Linked DNA regions of Mus musculus: all the other regions are linked to region 3. Evidence: chromatin loops called from intact Hi-C (ENCODE). Cell type or tissue: heart. All regions are shown on one strand.

What was found. Hi-C counts contacts between places; a loop is a spot of excess contacts. Peaks named below come from ENCODE experiments on the same cell type or tissue, not always from the same donor. Only the 100,000 strongest peaks of a DNase experiment are listed, where the experiment ranks them.
Region 1: a loop joins it to region 3, with 11 times the contacts of the local background. A loop is called at or near these places in 3 of 42 quality-filtered maps.
Region 2: a loop joins it to region 3, with 10 times the contacts of the local background. A loop is called at or near these places in 2 of 42 quality-filtered maps.

What each region holds. Positions count from the first base shown.
Region 1 is chr10:21,676,659-21,680,658 of GRCm38, forward strand. No RefSeq gene overlaps it. Among named protein-coding and RNA genes, the nearest start is that of Gm5420, 12 kb to the right of the region's middle. In heart, a CTCF peak has its summit at 2,259; a DNase peak (open chromatin) is centred at 2,533; H3K27ac peaks cover 733 bases.
Region 2 is chr10:21,699,810-21,703,809 of GRCm38, forward strand. No RefSeq gene overlaps it. Among named protein-coding and RNA genes, the nearest start is that of Gm5420, 11 kb to the left of the region's middle. In heart, no CTCF peak of the experiment used is centred here; a DNase peak (open chromatin) is centred at 1,952; H3K27ac peaks cover 277 bases.
Region 3 is chr10:21,951,288-21,955,287 of GRCm38, forward strand. The region is part of intron 2 of Sgk1 (serum/glucocorticoid regulated kinase 1); the gene reads left to right. Among named protein-coding and RNA genes, the nearest start is that of Gm46215, 71 kb to the left of the region's middle. In heart, a CTCF peak has its summit at 1,508; a DNase peak (open chromatin) is centred at 1,424.

The DNA of each region.
Region 1 (4,000 bases), 270 kb before region 3:
CCAGAATTCAAGTGTTCTGTTAGTAACTCAGAAGAAAATTAGCCATTTCAAGAGACGCTTGGGTTCGTTTCATAAATTTTAGCTAGAACTCTGACTTCTTAGTACTTCTTTATTTCCTTCTTGGAAAGTTAACTACCTGGGTTGTAGTTTCTGTCACTGTCCTGCGTCAGTCCTAAGAGTGACGTTTGTTCTTTTGGGTTAGAACAAGTACACTGGATTCTAAGAAATATCTTCCAGGCTTTTCGAGTGTCACTGTCTGGTTCTAGATCAGGCCAGTACCCTTTGCATGAAGCACAAAGGGCTTAAGCCTCTGGTGTGGACGAACCCCAGCCCCCACACTCAGTGTTGAGATTGTTCATTGGACACTTAGGAGAATCTGAAGAGTCTTCTGTTTTAGTTTCAGACTCACTCTATAGACTTGGCTGCCCTTGAACTCACAGAGATCCTCCTGCCTCTGCCTTTCAAGTGCTGGGATTAATTGTGTGCACCACCATTTCTGGCCTGTCCACCTGTTTTAGATAGTAGACTGCTTGTTTGCTTGTTTGTCTTTGTCAACTGATGTAAGGTCAGGCCATAAGGATGAAGGAGCCTCAATTGAGAAAATGCTCCCATTACAGTGGCCTGTGGGCAAGTCTGTAGGATGTTTTCTTGATTGAACTATTGATGAAGGTAGACTCAACCCACTGTGAGCATGCCATATCAGGACAAGGAGTCCTGGGGTTTCTAAGAAAGCAAGCTGAGCAAGCCATGGGGACAGTTGAGCCAGTGGCTCTCCTGCCTGCGTGTCCTCCTGCGTGTCCTCAGCTTCCGTGCCTGACTCCAGGTTCCTCTCTTGAGTTCCTGCCCTGACTTTCCTTCGCGGCACACTGTAAGCTCTGAAATAAAGTTCCTGCCCAACTTACTTTTAGCAATAATAGAAGTCAAATTAGAACAGGCAGCCCATCTGAAAACATGGCCTGGATTAGGATCCTGGACTAGGGTTCTGATACTTGAGTTTTTTCCCGAGTTCTGCTAACAGCTCTAATTTGGGGTTCAATTAACCCTCTAACCTTGATTTCTCTACCAACCCCTTCTACTCCTGAAAGTGACAATGGTTACTGCACTTCCCCATTTAATTTGAGATCTGAGGGGGAAAAATGAGAGTGGGATAGGTAGAGAGATGACTCAGAGGTTAAAGGCACTTTAGCTGCTCTTCCAGAGAAACGGGCTTTGATTTCTAGCACCTTCGTAGCAGCCCACAGTCACTTTTGACCTCAGTTCCGGGGGATCCAGTGCCCTCTTTTGGCATCTACAGGCCTTTCACCCACATGGTGCACAGACACAGATATAGACAAAAATGCTCATGTGCGAACAATAAAAAATATGTTTGGCTTCTCTCTTCTTCCGTCATCTTGCACCCTGCCCCTGATTCGGCTTCTTGCGGTGTCTTCTCACAAGACTTTCAAAATCAAGTGATTCCTGGCCAAGAAACGAAAGCAACATTGTCCTGTTTCTCAATGGATTTGATGAAAACTGGTAACAAAATCAGATACAATTCCAAGAGAGGGCAGTGGGAGAGAAGGCAGCCGGGTCCATAAGGATTCACACAACGGCAAGACTGAGGGTTTATACTGAGTTGTGCTCATCGGGCAGTCCTACCAGATGGAGCTCAACATTTTTAACCTGGAGACTTGCTCATGTCTAAATTAGGGGTGTGGTTTGTCCAGTAATAAAATGTAGAACCTTTCAAAAATTATTTTTAAAGTATATATGCATGCAGAGTTAAAAGGTGCCCTGGATGTGGAAGACAGTGTTTATTCTGTCCACACGGGACATGAGCTGCTCCTCTCGCCTTGCGTTACAAGCTGGATGGCTCAGGTGACTTTGGCCAGACAGGAAGGAAACAGACGATGAAGAAAGAGGATTAAGCAAGAAGAATAGAAGTAGCAAATAGCGTTACCCATTTTCCTGTGTGCTAACTTGGAACAGTTCTTAATAAAAGAGAATCACTTTGTACCCAGAATGGTTTTCCTCCAGCATGAGAGAGGGTGGTTGAATCCTGAGGCCCGAATGAAGCAGCATCTCATGTATGTTTGACACTGGTCAGTTCCCTCTTCCAGTGGTAGCCCCTCAGTGGCTCACAGGGTCCATCCTGCTTTGACAAAGTTCTAGAAAGCAAATCCTAAGGACACTATTCAGTTCTGCCACTGTGCCCAGTGGCATTGTGCCCAAGGTTGCAGCTTGAGCAATGAATGATTTCCTGCTCCTAAGGTCACGCAGCAAGCTGTACAGCCCCAGGAGTCACCAGAGAGGCGTCGTCTTCCCCTGGTCCATCCCTGAGCCACAGTGTTGAAGGACTCAATTGTTTAGTTTATTTTCTTTTTATTGCACCTTCTAGGCACCAGACTCACTGGAGACATCCTGACACATAATGCCTTATCCAGCACAATGAGATGCCCTTTACCTAGTCTTATGAAGGTACTGCCTTCCCTCCAGAACAAACAACGGAAATGCATCAGGAGGGCTCAGCTGCAGACAGAATGCACCTCGAAGCAGGAGCCACTTGGGGATTCCTCGGATGAAAGCAGATTTCAATGAACATTGTGTTTCAAAGCTTGCTTCCTCTCACCCTGCAAGGACCACAGAAGGAACATCCCACTTGCGGCTGCTGACACAAAGGAATGCTGGGACTGGGAGATTTTATCCGACCTTCCTGTGCCGCAGTAACAGAGCTCCGGTTGTGTCTTATAAGAATGGCTCATTGTTTCTTGGGGACTACTGGCTCCTTTGGGTGGGATCTGATGGCATCTCTGGAGTTGGAGGTGGTAGGTGGTACCGGGAGACCAGCCAGCTACAGGCCCCACCTTGTCGGCTCCCTGGAAGCCACTTGGCATGGCTTTCCAGTGGTGGATGCTACATCACTTAAAATTTAAACACGATCTGTTTGCTTACTAGTGTCTTCAGCTATACAAGCCAGGGAAATAGAAGTGATATCCAGGGTAAATTTGTTGGCAGAAAGTGTTTTGTTTTGTTTTTTTTCTACCGCCCCTCCAGCTGTTTGATTATTGACAAAACTGAGAAGCCTCAGAAAGTGTTTTGAAAATAGAAATGTAAGGATTGAAATCCGTATCTGGAGGGTTTAGATGCCTATTTGTGAGTATTTTTAGCTTGCATGACATAACCTCAAAAATGCATATTTGTCCAGTGAGGATGAACTCCCAGTTTTAAACCACCACAATTATAATGAAGAATATAAATTGATAACATTGGGCTAGTTAAAGTGGGCCAATCTTAGATACCGTCTCCTTTTTCTCAGAAAGTTTTTGGTTGTCTATCAGTAAAGAAACCATGATGGTTACGTGGCTGGCTACGTGGAGGACAGGATTTATTCTCTTCCTTTTCTTCTCCCTGTTCCTCGAGGCCTGCCGACACTTGTGATACATGAGAATCCTAGCATTGTCAGTAACAGCACATGGTAAGGAGTAAGGGTAACAACCATGACTTCTCCACAAAAGGAAAGGTCACTTGTCTGCCTGTAACTTTGTCCAGGTTTACAGGATAACAATATCACCAAACACCTTCTTTGTTCTGAACATCCTTACTGAAATTTCCACATATTGACATTAGCTATGAATATATTTATCTCCCCTTAGTGAGCTATGGGCAATTCAAGAAGGAGAATCCTATTTCCATTCATCTTTCTATTTCCAGTGTCTAGAAAATATCATATCCCTAATGATTGGCTGGGTGGTTGGATGCCTGTGCTATAGCATCTAACATAGTAACCAGTGGGGATTCATGTATCTAGTGACTGGGTGGGTGGTTGAATGTCTGTGTTATATCGTCTAACATAGTAACCAGAAGGAATTTGACTCAGGCTCTCTATGTCCTCCTTGGCATAACTGCACATGTAAATCAGTGATGCTTGTATTGGTCTACCCTTAGATGCACAGAATCCAGAGATTTTTCAATATCACATTGTTTTGCTCCTTTGGTTACAGCTGAGATGAGGTACAATGAG
Region 2 (4,000 bases), 250 kb before region 3:
TTTCCTTCAAATGCATTCTTGTCTCCTCTCAACCTGCATGCATCTCCCCCTAACCTTTGCAGAGTATCCTAGACATGTGTTTTCTATTGTACTGTGATTTCTATAATATAACTGAGCTGAGATTACAGGAAAAGAGGTGACTATTTTTACATTTTGAAAAGGGCTAGATTATTTGGGGACTAAAGCTAATTTTGAGCCATTCCTAGTGTTGTTGGCATCCCTAGAGGGTCTATTTCCCCCAAATTTCATCACACTAAGTGTTAGGACTCATTCTGGTAGAGAAACTGCCCCTTCCTCCAATGTGACTCAAGTTTTGTTTCTCCGATCACAGTATCAACAGGAGACATCTCTTATGTTTTCAGGTTCTTGCGTCCCTGTGTTGTGAGGTGCTCTGACACATCTGTCATTTTCTAATTAAGTGATACGTGCCTTTACTGTATTGGGAATACCAGGTCATTATCCTGTGTGTTCTAAATATTTTCTCTTAGAAAATCATTTGTTCTCTATGCTAAATATGAGTTATACATTTTCATTTAACCAACTACCCACCCCAAACTTTGATTCGTATGCCACCTCACACTCAAGAATATGAGGAATTTTTTTGAAATACATTCAAAATTTTACTTTGAATTTTTTTATCTTACCAACAAAGATTTCCCTCATCCAATACTTACACAAGTGTCTTCAAATGCCTCAAAAGTTTTCTTTGTTTCTATTTGGTTCCTTAATATTTCTGGAATTTACTTTCAGATATAACCTGAGTTAAATGTTCTCTTCTTGCTCACACATGACCATTTTACTCTAAGCCCATTGTTGGTGTATTCTGTATTATATATAATAATGTTATATATACATAACTTTGAACATCATATATTCTTTTGCAGCAGCTTCTCTCAGATCTACATGTGGAAGCTGCTCGTACCACAGCTTTCTTCTCTATGTATGTAAAAGTTTCCCGGCAGACCAGCCAAACCCTACTTAGAGGATGGTTCCCTCCTGAATGAAGGAGTGCAACTCCTTTATGCAATGAAGCTTTTCATGTCTGTAAAGTTATCAAAATGATGTCCTTCAAATTTTGTCAAATAATATCATCAATGAGTTGCACTTATACTGGATCAGGATTTGACTTGCCTTTTCTAGGCTAAGGACATGGCTCACTTGGTAACATCCTTGCTATGGAAGTGTGAGGACTGCAGCTTGGAAAGCTGGACACGGTAGGATGTGTCTATAATCCCAACACTCCTAAGACAAAATGGGCTTTAGAGACAGGAGAATCTCCAGGAGTTTGTGAACCACCTAGCCTGGCATGTGCCTCTAGGAGACCCTATCTCTGTCAAGGTGGAAGGCAAGACATCAATACCTAAGTGTATCTACTGACCTTCACATGCATGTTGTAACATGTCTGTTCCTGTGTTCACACATACACACACATACACACACACACACACACACACACACACACACACACACGCATACACACGTATATGTTAACTGATTTTTCTCAACCCCATGAATAATTTAAGTATTAGGCTTTTTGACTACGTTATCTTTATTTACAAATGCAGCCCTCCAGGCTTAAAAGATAAAATATCTGTGTTCAATTAACTTAAACAGAACCATTTAGAATTACTCCATTTGTATGTTAGAATTGGCATAAAATGGCTCATACACTCTGCTACCTGTTACTGGATATATCTGGTGGAGAATTCTACTTTAATGAGGCTGCAGTGGCTTTTACCCTTATTTCCTTTGTGTTTATTCTGGGTAGTGCCTGCAAGAAGACTATTTTGGTTAAGGACACTGTTCTTGTCCTAAGGAGGAAGTGAGCACACTGAGCCTTGTCTCCAGCCCTTGAGCAGCTAGACAGGTCAGACAGACAGCTCTGTCAGCCAGGCTCCAGGAAGGGCTCTCCTGTCTCATGGAACAACCAAACAATTGTTACTATTTACAATGGCCCATATGCCGAAGTATTCTTAGAACAATGAGGAAAGGGAAAGTCGGCCACCAGGCAGGAAAGAGGGCTTTCAAGCCACAGCAAGCTCAGAGAATGTGCATGCCCTTTAAATGTAAACAGCTGGCTGCAGAGCTTATCCAAATAACAATGTACAGGGTGCTTGCCATGTGCCGGACACTTGACATAGCCATTGTCCCTGATCCCATAACCATTTCACCAGACCAGCATGATCCCAATCTAATCTGTGAAGAAATCAAGGCAAAGAGAGATGCTAACAAGGGAAACACGTTTCCAAGGGTGTGGAACGTTGTAGCGAAGCTACAACTCATCCAAATCAGAGCCTATGTATTCTTAGCTACCACTCTTAAAAATTAAAAATAAAGAAAAAGTTTACACTTCTTTGAAAAGGAATCCATAATCTTGTTACTAAAAGCACAAGGCAGTACAAAGAACACCAATAACAGTTTGAAATATGCTCTTTTTGAGTTCCTCTGAATTTCACAGAGGCAGTGGGAACTTGAAGAAAGTATGCTAAATGTTGTATGTGACAGCCCAACAGCTTCCCTTGCCATATACATAATGGATACCCTTGGCGAGCTCTCCAACTATGTAAATGACACAGAACAATCTCTTGTTCTGCTTATAGTAATTTTAGACCTTAACAAAATGTATGCAAAAACTCCAATTAACAAAAATAGGAATCTGCTGGGCAACTTGGGTTATTCTCAAATGAAATGGGCTTCAATGTGACTGAATGTTTCTGAGAGCTGCTATAGTAGAAAGGAGACTTTTTTTTTAAACCTTAAAAGAGGTTAAAAGAGAAAATAATAGAAAGGTTAAAACGTACATTATTGTTCTTGTTAAATGTGAGAACTCACTAGATTTCTGGCTTTTTCCAGCTATATTGTAATACTTAGTCTTCTGATGTTCTTAGTTTCCCCAGAACTCAACCTGTACATATTCTATAGTTAAATAAACTCAGGAGCTGTTTTCATGAGAATATTTCAAGCTACCTATCACACTCTCAGAATGCGAACCATTTGAGGACTTGGATCTTAAATCCTGCTATAGCTGCAGGAATATCTACAATGTAGAGGTGGTGGGACTCAGATTCTTAATGAACTAGCCTACCTCCATCTTAGGCTTAAAAACCATCTTATAGTAAAAACGAGCTAGGTTTATTCCTGTTTATGATTAAACCTCTGCTGCTCAAAGATTGGGTTATAACCCACCTGTAGCCTTAACTACAAATACCTCTGTATTGTCTACTCCAGGAAATGGCAATCATACCTTTATTTCCACCAGTTGTTATGACCACCAGTTGTTATGACTACCTTAAGACCATCTTGCAATCATGTCTTTGTTTCAAAGATTTGTAATGACCATCTTGCAACCCTACCTTTGTTTCAAAAGATTATTGTGACTACCTTGTTATGACCACCTTTTTTTTTGGTCCTGCTTCTGTAACCCCACCTATTTTCCCTGTCAAATCCCCATTTGGGAACCCCTTTCCCCTGAAGTATAAAACCCTGTCTTCCTCATATCTAAAGCTGATTTCTCAAACACCACGGGGGGCGGGGGGGGGGACGACAGCTTGCACACAAAATAAAAAGGCTTGCTTTAATTAATTACTTGCTTTAATTAATTTGGCTATGATGGTTGGGTATGTAATTTTTCTCTTTGAATCTTTGGAATTGACATTCCACTAGCTTTTATTTGTGGCACCCTTGGGATTAGATAAAAATCCATTTGTTCCTGCCATACAACGCAGAACTCTGAGCAAATAAAAGGGAAGGGAGAGAAAGATGTCTTGAAGTGAAATGAGACGGTCAGAGTGTGCATCGAACCTCAAGAGGAAGATACATTAGAACAGGGAAAGAATGGTGTGGACCAAGTTAAGCCTCCCCTTCCCGCAACATCCATATTAGATGTGGGCTCCATCCCTGCCAATATGCTTGTTTTGAGATGGGCTTTGAAAAGGTATTTTAGGTTTAGATGAATGAGATTCTGAAAGTGGAGCCTTCATCATGATGAATGCTTATAAAG
Region 3 (4,000 bases):
AAATAGGGCAGGAACCTGGAGGCGGAGCTGATGCAGAGACCCACAGAGGAGTGCTGCTTACTGACTTGCTCCTCATGGTTTGCTCAGCCTGCTTTCTTATAGAACCCAGGACCACCAGCCCAGGGATGGACCCCACAATGGGCTGGACTCTCCCCTATTGATCTCTAATTGGGAAAATTGCTTACAGCTGTATCTTATGGAGATATCTTTTCAATTGTGATTCCCTCCTTTCAGATAACTTGTTTGTCTGTTAAGCTGACCTATGACTAGCCAACACACTGTCTCACAAAAGCAAATACCCACAAAAGAAAATAATGAACTTCCCTTACACTCACATGTATAGGTAAACACGCACTAGGGTAATTATCACTTATAGATTAATGAGACTATTTTAAACATCTTTTGTTGTTGTTGTTGTTGTTGTTGTTGTTCTGCAATAGGGTTTCATACAGCCCAGGTTAGCCCTAAACTCTCAATTTACAAGAGGCTGCCTTGAATGGTGATCCTCCTGCCTGTCTCCAATTCTGGAATTACAGACTATGACATCATGCCCAAGTTTGCTGAGCTTTCTGAGAATAAGCCTGTTTATATCGTTGATTAGGTCAGAAGTAATGAACAGTATAGATGGGAAAACCACTGATAATTTGGTTTCTGCAAGGATCATGCTATAAAACTATAAGACACAATGAAATGTTTCTGAGTCTCATAATGAATCGTTCCAGCTATAATTTGATCATTTATTTTTAATATGCCTTCATCCCAGATAATTTAGCAATAAAACTTAATCTTTAGAACATTAAAAATGATATTTAAAAAGAAATGTTGGGGAGGGGGCTGAGGGGCTGTCATGTAGCTCAGATGGTCTGGAAGTCAATAGCTGAGGGTAGCCTTGAACTGGCTTTCCTTCTAAGTGCTGCATTTTACTTTCTCATCAATGCATAATTGTATATTAATCCATCATTATCAATTCCATATTTCACATATTCATATATAGAGACCGAAAAATAAAAAAAAAACATTTTACATTTCCATTGAATTCCACACAGATGAGATAAGAAGACTAGAAAGGACTCACATTTTTCAAGGTGTCCAGCCTTTTCATTTTGGATTAAAAACCAACCAGACACCTAAGGTCAGGAGAAGTCCATAACCAACAGAAATTATAAAAAGAGCAGCATTTTAAAATGAAGGCAGCATGCTGTTCCTAGGCAGTTTCCGAAAGTAATTGATTTCGTGTTTCTTATCTGCAGGTCGGTGGTGGTTTTGGAACCTTGGTCAGCCAGTGAACACTTTTGCACATGTATTTCTTTGAATCCTTTACCAGCTGAGAGGCTGATGTTTTATCAGAGGGAAGTGTAGTGGTTGCTTTTCATAGCAGCACAATACAGTGCTTTCTTTTGGGTGGGACACTCTGTCCAGATTTCCTTTGTACCAGATGGCTGCCTCCCAACACCCAAAGCTCCTGGGATCACTAGGGATCCAGATGTGCTCACTTCTGTAGCTCAACAGCTAGGAGGAGGCAGCTCCCTCCCTGCAGAGTCAGCCTTTAGACTTCATAACCATGGGTAGGCACACTTATAATGTATTTGATCATTGTTCACTTCTGATTTTGATCTGCAAAATAAGCGCCGTGTGGGGTTTTAAAATGTTTAAATTTTAAGTAGATGACTGTGGATAAGGCATTGATGAACACCTGTCAGGGACTCAATCCTGAGTCCCAGGGTTCAAGGCTTCTCCTTTCTTAATTCGCCAAACTTGTCCCTAGTTCAATTATACTGTTTCCATTTGACAAGTTAATTCATTTTGTTCGTTAGTAAGTACAATGCACTTTGATTTTAGGAAAAAAAAAAAAAAACAAACTGTGAATTCACTTCAATGTGCCCCAGATTGGATTTGTTTATTAAAGCTGGTCTGCCTTATTTCCCACTTGTACCAATTAAAAATACTAATTATTTCTGTGCTAGTATTCCAGGACCATCTTTCCACGCATGAAAGTTTTTGAAGGAATCAACATTTTAATAAAACGGACTGGTTTGGGAAATTAGTCTCATTTTAAAATGTTTTATGTCTGTTCTGGAATTCTCCTCTATTGGACGGAGTCACCAGAACCCCGTGATTTACACAGCGTGGCTGTAATTGCTTCAGGAAGGAACATGCCTCAATCTTGCTGCTAACCAGTTTTCAAATGAGGTTTCCGCATTTATTCTCAAAAATCTACTATTTTTCTAAGACCTAATGGCTACTTTCTGAATTCATAAATCAACTCCATTTCTTGTTCTCATGAGGAGTCCTCCAGGTCTGTATGGAGTCCTCCAGGTCTGTATGGAGTCCTCCAGGTCTGTATGGAGTCCTCCAGGTCTGTATGGAGTCCTCCAGGTCTGTATGGAGTCCTCCAGGTCTGTATGGGCAGGAAACAGGTGACTCACGTTTCTGATGTAAAATGGCGGGCGGGCGGGGGATGCAAAGATGATATTCTCAGCTGGCAGACGATGACTTTTCTCAGAGATGGAATGAACAATCTTTGTTTAAAATTTGTAGGAAAAAAAAATCACTAAGTCAGTGCAACAAAGGGGAACTAACTCCATGTTGGGGGAAGGAGACAGATACATTTTTATTGCTATAAACTTTTGTGTGTATGTGGGTTATTTATGATGTGTTATTCTCAATGACAAGTTTGTTCTCATTTAAGTGAGACTGTAAGCCCATACTTCATTTACCCCCTCTGATATCCTGTTGCTTGAGAGAAGAGAATATTTTGGAAGAAAACCATTTCAGTGGGACAGACAATAAGTTAAGTCTCAGAAAGTGAAGGGACGGTAAGAAGGCACTTTCCTTAAAAACTGTGTGTAAATGAAATTTTACTATATGGAAGTGCAGCCAGGGACATTGAACTCCCACACAGGAGAGCATTCACTCAACACTGAGTTCTTAGGTAAGTAACACGGTGGCAGCGTTTGGAACGATCATGGCTGATGCTTGCTGCCCCCAAATAGTGGTGGGAAGAGTAGAACAACTGAGTGTCTGCCTGGGAGCACTCGGGAGCCACCTGCCTTCTGAACTCTGAGAAGAATAACCTGAGCTCAGCATGGAGGGAAACCCAATTAGCAAAACTATCTAAAAGAAAAACCCCTGTGGCACTCACTATTTAGAATAAGGTTATTTTAGAGTTGTTGGCAAGACAATACATTAAGTTATCCTTTAGTGAGTTTTTACAGTTGGTTTTCTTGGGCTGTTGATGGGAACAGCACATGAAGGAGATGCAATTCTAGGAGAGGAAATTAGGCCATTGTTTTACTTTGGGTTTTACTGTTGCTGTGAAGAGACACCATGACCAAGGCAATGCTTACAAAAAACAACATTTAACTGGGGATGGCTTACAGGTTCAGAGGTTCAGTCCATTATCATCAAGGTGGGAGCATGGCAGTGTCCAGGCAGGCATAGTCCAGGAGGAGTTGAGAGTTCTATATCTTCATCTGAAGGCTGCTAGGAGAAGACTGGCTTTCAGGCAGCTAGGATGTGGGTCTTAAAGCCCACGCCAACAGTGACACATTCCTCCAATGCTACACTTCCTAATAGTGTCACTCCCTGGGTCAAACATATTCAAACCATCACAGTCATATTATATAAGATGTGTTAAAACAAAATCGCATGTCTTTAAAAAAAAAAAAAAGAAAAAGAAAATACAAAGTTTCTCGGCAATCCTGGCTGGCTTTAAACGTGGAGGCCTCAGGAAAGTTTGCATAACACATCCCTTGTCCTGAGCTCAGTCACATAAGGGAGATGTTATCTTGGTTTTCGAGGCTCCTGAGAACATCCCTGAACCTAAACCTGTTGATTGTGTTATTTTGTGGTCTGACTCTCTTTACCTCATGCTCCAGGTCTTGCCTGTTTTGTTAGACTTTGAAGATAACCAAACATTTCTCACTGAAACATTCTCTAAATTCAGGTCATGATGTCACATACCTTTAATCTTCGTGCTTGGGGGACAAAGGCAGGCACA